Regions from separate parts of the Homo sapiens genome. Here region 2 is linked to region 1. Evidence: chromatin loops called from intact Hi-C (ENCODE). Cell type or tissue: heart left ventricle. All regions are shown on one strand. Each heading gives the region's core, and the rest is flanking DNA. Links, peaks and the distances in the headings are about the cores only.

The links. Hi-C counts contacts between places; a loop is a spot of excess contacts. Peaks named below come from ENCODE experiments on the same cell type or tissue, not always from the same donor. Only the 100,000 strongest peaks of a DNase experiment are listed, where the experiment ranks them.
Region 2: a loop joins it to region 1, with 2.1 times the contacts of the local background. A loop is called at or near these places in 6 of 110 quality-filtered maps.

Annotation. Positions count from the first base shown.
Region 1 is chr10:50,989,310-50,994,542 of GRCh38, forward strand. It overlaps a transcript of PRKG1 not described here. Among named protein-coding and RNA genes, the nearest start is that of PRKG1, 83 kb to the right of the region's middle. RefSeq lists an enhancer at 2,654-3,154. In heart left ventricle, for the core only: no CTCF peak of the experiment used is centred there; DNase peaks (open chromatin) are centred at 1,672, 2,712 and 4,212; H3K4me3 peaks cover 5,000 bases; H3K27ac peaks cover 4,560 bases.
Region 2 is chr10:50,935,471-50,940,973 of GRCh38, forward strand. No RefSeq gene overlaps it. Among named protein-coding and RNA genes, the nearest start is that of A1CF, 53 kb to the left of the region's middle. In heart left ventricle, for the core only: a CTCF peak has its summit at 2,266 (motif pointing right); no DNase peak of the experiment used is centred there.

The DNA of each region.
Region 1 (5,233 bases), core at 1-5,000:
TGGTCTAAATTAAATACTTCTTAAGCCAATGGACAAGATTTAACGTCACTAGCAATCAACATTATTTAAATTAAAACTGACCTATTCAAAAATAGTTTTATTTTGGAAGATGGGGATGAATTTTGGGTTTTGAGGTGCATGCGTGAAATCTAAGTTTAAAGGTTTATTTTTTAATAAGCAGAAGAAACATTTGAATATCTTCATTTAAGATAGTGTAAGACTTGGAAAAAACCTTTTAAGAGTCATTTTAAAACTATTTTTTTCTTCTGTAAATAAAGTTAAAGCTATGCCTAGATTTTTGAATGTGATCAAAGGTTTTTTCTAATGTATTATTTTTAAATGTCAATTATTTTAGTGTGTGTAAAATGATAATAGCAGATTAAGTTCATAGACAGAAGCAACAGAATAGCAACTGTCAACAACACTAAGAACCCTTTCTCAAACATCAGTAGACATAGCCAGACTTTAGCATCTGGTGCAATTAAGAAATTCAGATGTGGTTTAAAACATTTTTAATGTACAATAATCAGATAAGTAGAATAGTAAATAATAAATCTCCAGAATAAAATATACACCTGTTTTTCCTTTATTTAGTTGTTTCAGAAAAGGTAGAATAATTTTTTTTTTGTAAGTAGCCAGTAATTATACATTGATTTTTCTTTTTTAAGAAAAGTTACAATTTAGGAAAGAATCTCCTGGTATCTTAGTTGCAACTATTTTTTTCCTTAAAAAAATTACCAATGTGTTGACTATTATCAGAAGAAATACTTCTCATTCCCTATCAAATCAAACTCTCAAATAGTGACTTATGTTATGTAAATGCTCTCTGTGATAGATATAAAAAAGGAAATTGTAAGAATCCGTGAATACGCGATTATTCTACTGTGCAGAATAATCCTTTTAGCATAGGGTAGATGGTGGATGCACAGGTAAGACCTAAACACAGATAATTAAAGATGCAATTTCTCCCCCAAACTGGAACTGGTAGTGTGACCCAGCTTAGCACTGGTGGCCACCACTTCTGAGCCATTGAGGAAGAGATTGTGATATAATTTGGATGCTCTGTATACAAGACTGAAGGGTAGTAGATGGAAAAAAAGCCAGACACAAAAAGTTTACAGTTAACACATGGCCTTTCTCTTTTCCGTAATCATTTGGCTCATTACCCTATGTTCATCCAACTTCCCCACCAACAATTTTAGTTCACTCTGTCCAGTAAGGCTTTACGCTGAAAAACCTTGGAACTGGTATTGCCCTGTCATTCTTACTAGGGTCAGAACCATGAGACTTCAAAGTAACTAACACACACACACGCACACACACACACACACACGCCTTCCTTTCTGAATCCATCCAGGCATCAAAAATAGAAAAGAAGTAAAAGTCAAAGACCAAGATGAATTTGTGCAGGTTACTGTCTAAAGGCAGTTTAATATTTACGAAATGTCACACACATACACACACACTCACACTCTTTAGGATCCAGTTACAAGCGCTGCGTCATCCGCCAGATCACATGGTAATTGTTGCTATTTCAAGGATCAAGTGGCATAAATCTCCCCCCCCCCACCCCACCCCCTTCCCTTGGTACCATACAGCGTGGAAGAGTGAGTTTTGTGTGATGGAGTGGGACCAGGCTCTCTGATCCAACCCTCTGCTAGCAACTCGGCTGTCGGTGGGGTGGCGCGCGCGTATTCTCACGGAGTGACTAGGAGAGGGGGACGAGGGAGGGGGTCTCAGGGGAGGAAGGGCAGCTCTAATTGGTTTCTCAATGAAAGATAATCACCTACTCCCCAGAGAGGCTGGAGATTAGCACTCTGCCTCTCCTCTCCATCGCTTTTAGACTTCTCATCCTCCCCTCGGTGCTTTTAGTCCATTCAGCAGAAGCGGATCGAAGCAGGAGGCTCCCCGCGCCGCATTAGGGGCGCACTCCGCCGCGCTCGAGTACTTAGCGCCCATTCACTCGCTCACCCGCGCTCTCCGCTGCCGGCTGCCGTCCCAGCCGCCGCCGCCGCCGCCGCCGCCGCCGCCGCCCGAGAAAAAGTTTCGCGGAGGGGCTCAGTGAAAAAATGAGCGAGCTAGAGGAAGACTTTGCCAAGATTCTCATGCTCAAGGAGGAGAGGATCAAAGAGCTGGAGAAGCGGCTGTCAGAGAAGGAGGAAGAAATTCAGGAGCTGAAGAGGAAACTCCACAAATGCCAGTCGGTGCTCCCAGTGCCCTCGACCCACATCGGCCCCCGGACCACCCGGGCGCAGGGCATCTCGGCCGAGCCGCAGACGTACAGGTCCTTCCACGACCTCCGACAGGCATTCCGGAAGTTCACCAAGTCCGAAAGGTAGGCGCGGAGGCCGTGGGCCCGGGCGCTCGTCCCGGCCCGCGGCGCAGAGGCTGGGGGCTCTGGCCGCGGCGGCGGGGGCGGGTCGGCCCAGGGCGCCCCCTGCTCGCTGCGGCGCGCGGAGTGGGGGTGGCCCCGCGGCCCGGGAATGGGAAGTGTTTATTTTTATTTCTGCCCATCACGTGCTGTGCTTGTCTCCGCCGGGCTGGGAAAGGCGAGCTGCACGGGGAGACGCGCCCCTGTGGCGTGGGGGTGGGGAGGAGGACCGCGGAAAGTTTACTCGCGCGGGCTAACTTGTGCCCTCCACACATGGCTGCAGTCGCGCGGCTGTCCTTCGTGCGCCCCGCTGGGAGCGTCCACGCAGGGACCCAACCCTGCCCATCCAGGGGCCTGGAGAGCTTCCCAGCGGCGACCCCCCGGACTCAGGCCACTGGACATGCTCAGTGGGGCTGTCCGAGCCTCCTAGGGAGGGGCGACTGGAGGCTGGACAGGGTTGGGCTCAACTTAGGGACTGAACTTGCCCAGAACCCGAGCTCTGCTGGCGGATGCGGGGACAGGGAGAGGCGGGACAGGGGCTTGTCTCTAGGGCAGGGATCCAGCCTGGAGCGTGGGGGCGAGGAGGGGAGAGGTTTATTCACAGGGTCACTTTCAAGGCAGCTGTGATGTCAGCAAGACATTGCAAAGAAACCCCACCTTCTGGACGTTTCTTTGCTCTGATTGTGCCTCTTCCAGAAGTTCAACACCTAAGGCTGCTCTAGGTTTGGAGTCCGCTCAGTGACCTTGCACCTGAAGCAGATTTGAGGCTGCTCGTCAGCCCTGTCCCAAGGTGGATAGTGCGCCCTCCCTTTTTGTTTTCCCCTGAGTCCCTCCCTGGAAAAGTTGGGATGAAGAAGGCGGAGGGGTGAGGGTAGGCTGTTTCTCCGGACGCCTCTGGGCTCCTTCCTTTCCTCCTCTCCGGCACTTTAAGAGACAAATCCTGCCAGTTCAAAGTTGTATGTCACTCCTTTGGGGTGTGCAGAGGAGGCTGGGTGGATTTTGGCCACAAGTAGGAAGCTTTTGCACTCCACTCGTCGCCTTCACCGGAGAAGGCTGATCGATTGGCTGCAGCATTAAAGCGCCTCTGGACATTAGGGAGAGGAAGTGCAGACTCCAAAGCCATTACTGGCTTTTAGTCCCTGGAAGTGCAGGGCCGAAAATGCATTTCTCAGGATATTGAATATTCCATTAGGAGTGCCTTCATGCCCGCCTACCTCTCTTAATCTTTCCCTCTTCTTAGATCATTTGCTGTCTGAGTTTGGGGCCCTCAGGGGACTCCTAAACTAGTCCCCCTCTCTCCGTTTAGCTCTCTCACTTTTGAGGCAAGCTCTTCTGAAGAGCATGTCCTTTCCACTGTCCCCATCCAGGTCAGCTCCAGGGCGCTTAGTGTCTGCCACTGGCCCACTGCACCTCCTCCGTGTCTGCCTCTGGAGTCCCTCTTGTGTATTGATTATATGGGATGGGGAGCCAGGGAGGCTGAGCAGCGGTTCAGAGTTATTAGAAGAAGACCAGGAGCTGGGAGCCAGAGTGGGGAGAAAAACAGGAATCAGGCAGAAAGGACTCCTCTTAAGGAATTGTGGGACCTTCTGAACAGCCATCTCAGAAGACAGCTTTCAGATTTCCTGAGTGACATAGTGACATTCCACTTACGAATTAACACTGTGTACATGGCACCTTTGGGCCCATCTTGCCTTGAAAGTCCCTGTTGGATGGAACAGTGGCATTTTCCTTCCTTTTCTCAGGACTGCAAACAGACCTAATATTTGGCCTTGCCCTTGCCTGGGAAGCTGCTGCTGAGTCTTGTCTCAGCCGGGCTGTGCATTCCGAGCGGCTGCCCTGCCCTGCGCTCAGCAGCTGGAATCAATCTGCCCACCTCCTTAAGAAGCCACTTCATCAGCGGTCACCCGGCAGCTGCTCGCCTCCCAGGGCTGCCGGGCTAGGGCTTTATCGCATTTTTGAAATTTCAGATTTCTGTGTCTGGGCTATGCCCCTCGAACAGTAACAGCACCGCTTTGCAGCAGGGAGGAGATTTCACCAGGATATGGAGGGGACAGGAGAAAAGCCCTCCTTCCCAGAGTCCACTGTCATTCAGGATTTGCTCTCAAAGAGGCAAGAAATCTCTAAGAATGAAAGGAGGTGTTTTGTTGTTGTTGTTGTTGTTTGTATGTACTGGGAGGAAATGGCTAATCTTGGGTATGCACACATCATCCTTCTTCTGTCCTTCTCTCTTCCCCTCCCTTTCCCAACATTTTCATGTTAGGGGTAGGAACATTCATCATGAGTGGATCATGCGCAGTAGCCGTCAGTGCATATTTGTGTCTATAGCAAATAGCTGGAGTACTTTTCTACTTCCTCTCTGTGCTGATTTACACTGGGAGTGAGGGTAAACTTTTTCCCACTCAGCGTTTAGTTTCATACTTTCAAATAGAAGTGTGGAGTTTATTTTCAGCAAGCTGACTCATTAGAGTTTAAAAAGTTTTGACAGGTATAATATATGGGGAGAGTAAACATTAGAATTATGTACTCTTCTTGGCACTTAAAGAGACAGTACTAAATTGTCCTTGGCTAGATACCTTATTTTGGCCAAGAAAGGAAATAATTTATTAAAGGATTTCTGGGATACAATATTTAATATGAAACAAGATACTTTTAAAATAAAAATTGTTTAAAAATGTTCAGATAAGGATTTGACAAGTAGATATTCCATCACCTCACCTGTAATTTTTTTTTTTTTTTTTTTTTTTTTTGAGGCGGAGTCTCGCTCTGTCGCCCAGGCTGGAGTGGAGTGGTGCGATCTCCGGCTCACTGCAAGCTCCGCCTCCCGCGTTCACGCCATTCTCCTGCCTCAGCCTCCCGAGTACA
Region 2 (5,503 bases), core at 291-5,290, 54 kb before region 1:
TGTTTGTTTTTTGCTTGTTAATTTGTTTAAGTTCCTTAAAGATCCTGGATATTAGATCTTTGTTAGATGCATAGTTTGCAAATATTTTCTCCCATTTTGTAGGTTGTCTGTTTACTCTGTTGATAGTTTCTTTTGCTGTGAAGAAGCTCTTCAGTTTAATTGGTTCCAATTTGCCAATTTTTGTTTTTGTTGCAGTTGCTTTTGATTTCTTCATCATGAAATCTTTGCCAAGGCCTATGTCCAGGATAGTATTTCCTCTGTTATCTTCCAGGGTTTTTATAGTTTTCTGTTTTACATTTAAGTCTCTAATCCATCTTAAGTCAATTTTTAGATATGGTATAAGGAAGGGGTTTAGTTTCAGTCTTCTGCATATGGCTAGGCAGTTATCACAATTATTCCATTTTATAGGATAGGAAACAAGATTTTCTTGGCCACTGGATTGGTTCGTTCTCATGCTGCTGTGAAGAAATACCCAAGACTCGGTAGTTTACAAAGAAAAGAGGTTTAATTGACTCACCGTTCTGCATAGCTAGGGGGAGCCTCAGAAAATTTACAATCATGGCAGAAGGCACCTCTTCACAGGACAGCAGGAGAAAGAAAGAGTGCAAACAGGGGAAATACCATAGGTTTATAAAACTATCGTATCTCATGAGAATCACTCATTATCACCAGAACAGCATGGGAGAAACTGCTCCTATGATTCAATTACCTCCACCTGGTCCCACCTTGACCTATTGGGATTAGTACAATTCAAGGTGAGATTTGGGTGGGGACACAGAGCCAAACCATACCAGTAGCCCAGTATATCAAAATATTCAGAAAAATGGTATTGGGAGGGAGGTGTATTGTTGCCCCAGTATTTGGTTTCCAGGCAGCTATTAACATGAAGTACTGTCACATTCTTCAAACTTATCTAGTTCTGCCTCATTCTGAGTGATGAAGGTTTGATAAGGTGCAGTTACACTTAGTCTGTACCAACTTTCACCCTAAAGAGTATGAAGGAACTTGTTTGTCTATGTGTCTGTCACAGCATTAGTGACTTGCTTTAGAGAATCTTGTGAATCATGAATAGCTCCACTATCTATCCTTGCCTTGGGACTTTGCCATGCCCAGTGTTGATGACAGTCACTGAAATTCTGCCAGGTTGAATCATTCATTATTACCTTGTCTGCAGAAGAATTGCTGATCTTTTGCATATCATCATCTTATTCTTCTTTCATTTGAGATTATGGATATTTGTAAAATCTATTCAACATCTTTGATAAATCATTTTAGATAACTACATATTATTCCATTTCTTGAATATTTTTTCATTTCTTAATCAACCTTCTAATGTTGGTCATTTAGGTTGTTTACAATTTACAACTATAATATATTGCTGAAATAAGTTGCTTGTGTTATTTATTTAGGATAAAATCACAGAAATCAAATTACCACTCACATGGTAGGAACATTTGTAGGGAACTTAATACATGGTTTCAAATTGGAAAAGTTTTCTTAAGTTTATAAAATTAACATTACTCTATAAGATTCCTGACAGCAGAGATTTTATCTTTTTAAACTATCTTTTTCCTGACACCTCAAGTAGTTTCCTAACACCTAAAAAAGCCTGGTATATTGGTATAAATAAATATTTTTGTATGACTGATTTATGACTCTACTTTAGTTGTACTGATTAAGTTATTCCCAGATGAACCTAGAACCAAGCTATCAACAAAACATCAACTTTGTTTGTGTACCAAACTGTGAAGATAAGACAGGAGGAAATAAATCTGCTGTCTACCTTTTGTGTTTTTCAACCCTTCAGCAAAAGTAGGCTCTGGATATGTCTTCAAATGGAATCTTTGGTTTTGTAATCTTTTTTAAAAAATTGGTTGATTCTCAACTTTTGTAGGTGATGACGGTGACGGTAGTAGTAGAGGTGTGTGGGTGTGTGTCTGTGTGGGTGTTGTGTATGATGAGGATGTGGGCAGAGATTTCCCCTTCCCACTTATCAGTTTAAATTAGTATCTAATCACTTAGGCTTTGGATATTTTTGTGATTTCTTCAATTACTACTGAACTGAAAGGACATAGTTGCTGTTAGAGTTTGCAACCTGGGCTTTGATCTAGATATACACTTATAATGAATCTCTGTGACCTTTTAAAAAAGATGTATTTGTTTTGCTCAAATTGCGTATGGAATTGTGAATTGGAATGGTACTTAATCTTTTCGGTTGCAAACCTTTCTCAAGACATCCCAAGTGCTGAACACTAGATGGCATGGTAGAGTTATCATACTATTCTTGGAAGAGAAAGTCCACTCCAAAGCATGGAAATTTTCTGCCTTGGCAAAAATAAACAACTGAAGTAACAAAATATAGCTTGCTATAGGAACAAGCATGACTTATCTTCACACTTTTAAAAACTATTAACTGAGTATATATTACACTCCCCTTTTCTAAGTTATAAGAGTAATAATGCTTGTCAAAACAAACCTTAAATATAGAAATAAATAAAAGTGGAAAATGACTTATAACCTCATTAACCAGAAATATCCACTGTTAACCTTTTGATAAATTTTCTTGAGATTTCGAGACTCCTTGATGCATATGTAAACATTTATAGATACATAGATATAGAAAGATGTTTGGAAAATGCCATTTTATAATATGCATATTTATAGAGAAATATAGATAGATATTTGGAAAATGCCATTTTGTAAAATGCATTCTATCAAATAAATGAAAGACATTTTTCATGTCACTATATGTAAAGTATCACAAAAATAGTTATAGTTGCAGTGTTTTACATAGAATATATTTATCATGGCCAGGAGCAGTGGCTCACACTTGTAATAGCAAGAAAGTGCAAGACCCTGTCTCTACAAAATCATAGTCCTAATTACTCAGGAGGCTGACATGGGAGGATCACTTGAGCCTGGGAGGTCAAGGCTGCAGTTGAGCTATGACTGTGCCACTGCACTCGAGCCCCAGCCTGGGTAAGAGAGTGAGACCCTGTCTCAATAAAAAAAAAAAAAAAAAAAGAATATATTTATCATAATTATTTATTTAGCCAATTTATCATTGTAACTTCAGGTTGTTTTAGAATTTTTGCTATTATAACATTGCTGAAATTAGCATCCTTATTCTTAATACTCTATACTTTTCCAATTATTTCCTCAGATTAAATTTCTAGGTAAAGTGTTATACGTATTTAGATTTGACTTACCTTATCTTATAAAAGTGACCCCAAAGAGTTCACTTGCCATTTACACCATGCAAGTACACAATGTGAAGATGGCCATCTGACCTCTATTGTCAGATTGTCCACCAAAATTATTAAATCAATTTATTTCTATTACTGCCTAAAGTACTTGAGAATCCCGTTTTCTCAACATTTTTGCCAACATTGGGTATTTTTATTTTTTTGAGTGTTTTTCAGTATGAGGCTTCAACAATTAATATTGCGTTGTTTTATTTTGCAGGCTAAAAATTATTAGTGAGGTTACACATTTTTTTTCTTTTACCACTTATATTTCTTTCTTGTTGAAACATATGCTTGTATGATCTGGTGACTACTCCTTTAGGATGTTTGTCTTTTTCAATAGATTGTTAAAAGGTTATTTTATATTTGAGACACTGACTCTTCATGTTTTATGTGTTGCCAATTTTTGATCAGTGTGTAGTTTTCTTTTCCTTGCTAATAATATTTCTGTTGTTTCACTTGTGTGCATTTGGGTGTGACTTGCAGAAGTTTGACATTTTTAGAGCATCAACGCTATTAATCTTTTCTTTGGTGCTTTTTGTTTTTGATGCTGTGCTTACATACCATATCAAGACTGTAAAAGAATTTGGCTCTGAGTAAGAGACATATGTGTTCTTTATAGAGTAAAATACTGTAACAAAAGTTATAGTTATAATGTGTTTATTTTTGTCAGCCAATTATAAATTTGTCATATATTAACATATTTAAATCTTCCTAAATTCACATATTTTCACTATATAACCTGCTTAGTTTATTGTCTTTGGTATTGGAAAATGCTGTACACAACATATTGTACTTCCAACCTCCGGTTAGGACTGAAAATTTTAAAATCTCTTCTCTGCTATTGTCTTCCCTACACAGAAGCCCTTAAAATTACAACTAAAAGGTCTACCTCTAACCAAAGTCTCTAATTATTGACTTCCTTTTTGTTTACACTGCTTCCCTCATGCTTTTTAAAATAAATTTCTGTTCAAGTTGAAGCCTAGGCTGCCCTTCACTCCCCCTCAGGTTAATAATACTTTTGAATATAAGAATCAAACTTTGTTGATACCACAGTAATGTTCTAGTGGGTAAGACCTAAAGGTTTTTTGTTTTTGTTTTTACCTTATCTTAAAAGATATCTAGACTAATTTGAGTGAGAAACATATTGAAAAACTTTTTGCTATGGATTGAATGTTTGTGTCCCCCTACCCCAAATTCATATGTTGAAATTTAATTCCAAATGTGGTGATATTTGGAGCTGGGAATTTTAGGAGGTGATTAGGTCATGAGAGATGGAGCCTTTATGAATGGGATTACTGATTTCAAAAAAGAGACCCCAGAGAGTTCACTTGCCCCTTCTACCATGTGATGACACAACGAGAATATAACCATCAGTGAACCAGGTACCACGTCTGCTAGCACCTTAAACTAAGATTTCCCAGCCTCCAGAACAATGAGAAACAAACATCTATTGTTTTAAAGTCACCCAGTCTATGATATTTTGTTATAGCAGCCCAAGTGGACTAAGACACTCTTCAAAGAGAAAGTGTATCATTCTTATAGTCCTGTATTAAAGGAAATGGCCCTGGGTAGTTTCTCAAGGATTTGTTCATTCATCTATCCATTCAAAATATATTCTTTAGCACTTACTAGGTGCCAGGCTCTGGGGATATGATGGTAAATAACAATAGATATGATCTTACTTAATATGAATATTAGAGTGTGGGGATATGTGAGAAAACATAAAAAATGTAACAATCACATCATTAATGTAGCCTTTCAAAGACAGAAATATGGACCTATGAGACTGTATAGCAAAGGATCCTGACATGGACAGGAATCAGGAAAAGCAGAGTCCTGAAGATTGGATAGAAGTTATCCAGATGAAGAGACACCATCTAGCTGTTCATGCAAGAGATTATTTCATTAAAAGGACTTGTAGCAGGAAAGTTCTTGGCATACTCAAGGGTCTGAAATGAGGCTGATGTGATTGGAACAAAGAAACATTATGCAGAACGAAGGTAGGGAGATAGACAGAGGCTAGACTAGACACGCAGAGCCACATTAAAGATGCTATTCACAATTCCAAGAGTGATAGGAAATCATGGAAGGGTTTTAAGTGGGAAGGTGGGGAGGTGACCTGATAGGAGCTCTTTTGTAAAGCTCACTGTGACTGTGGTATTGGGAATCAACTGAAAGGGGGCCAGAGTAGATGACAGGGAACAATGTGAGGGGCCCTGTAGTGGTCCAAGAGAGTGATGGTGGTACTGCGAACT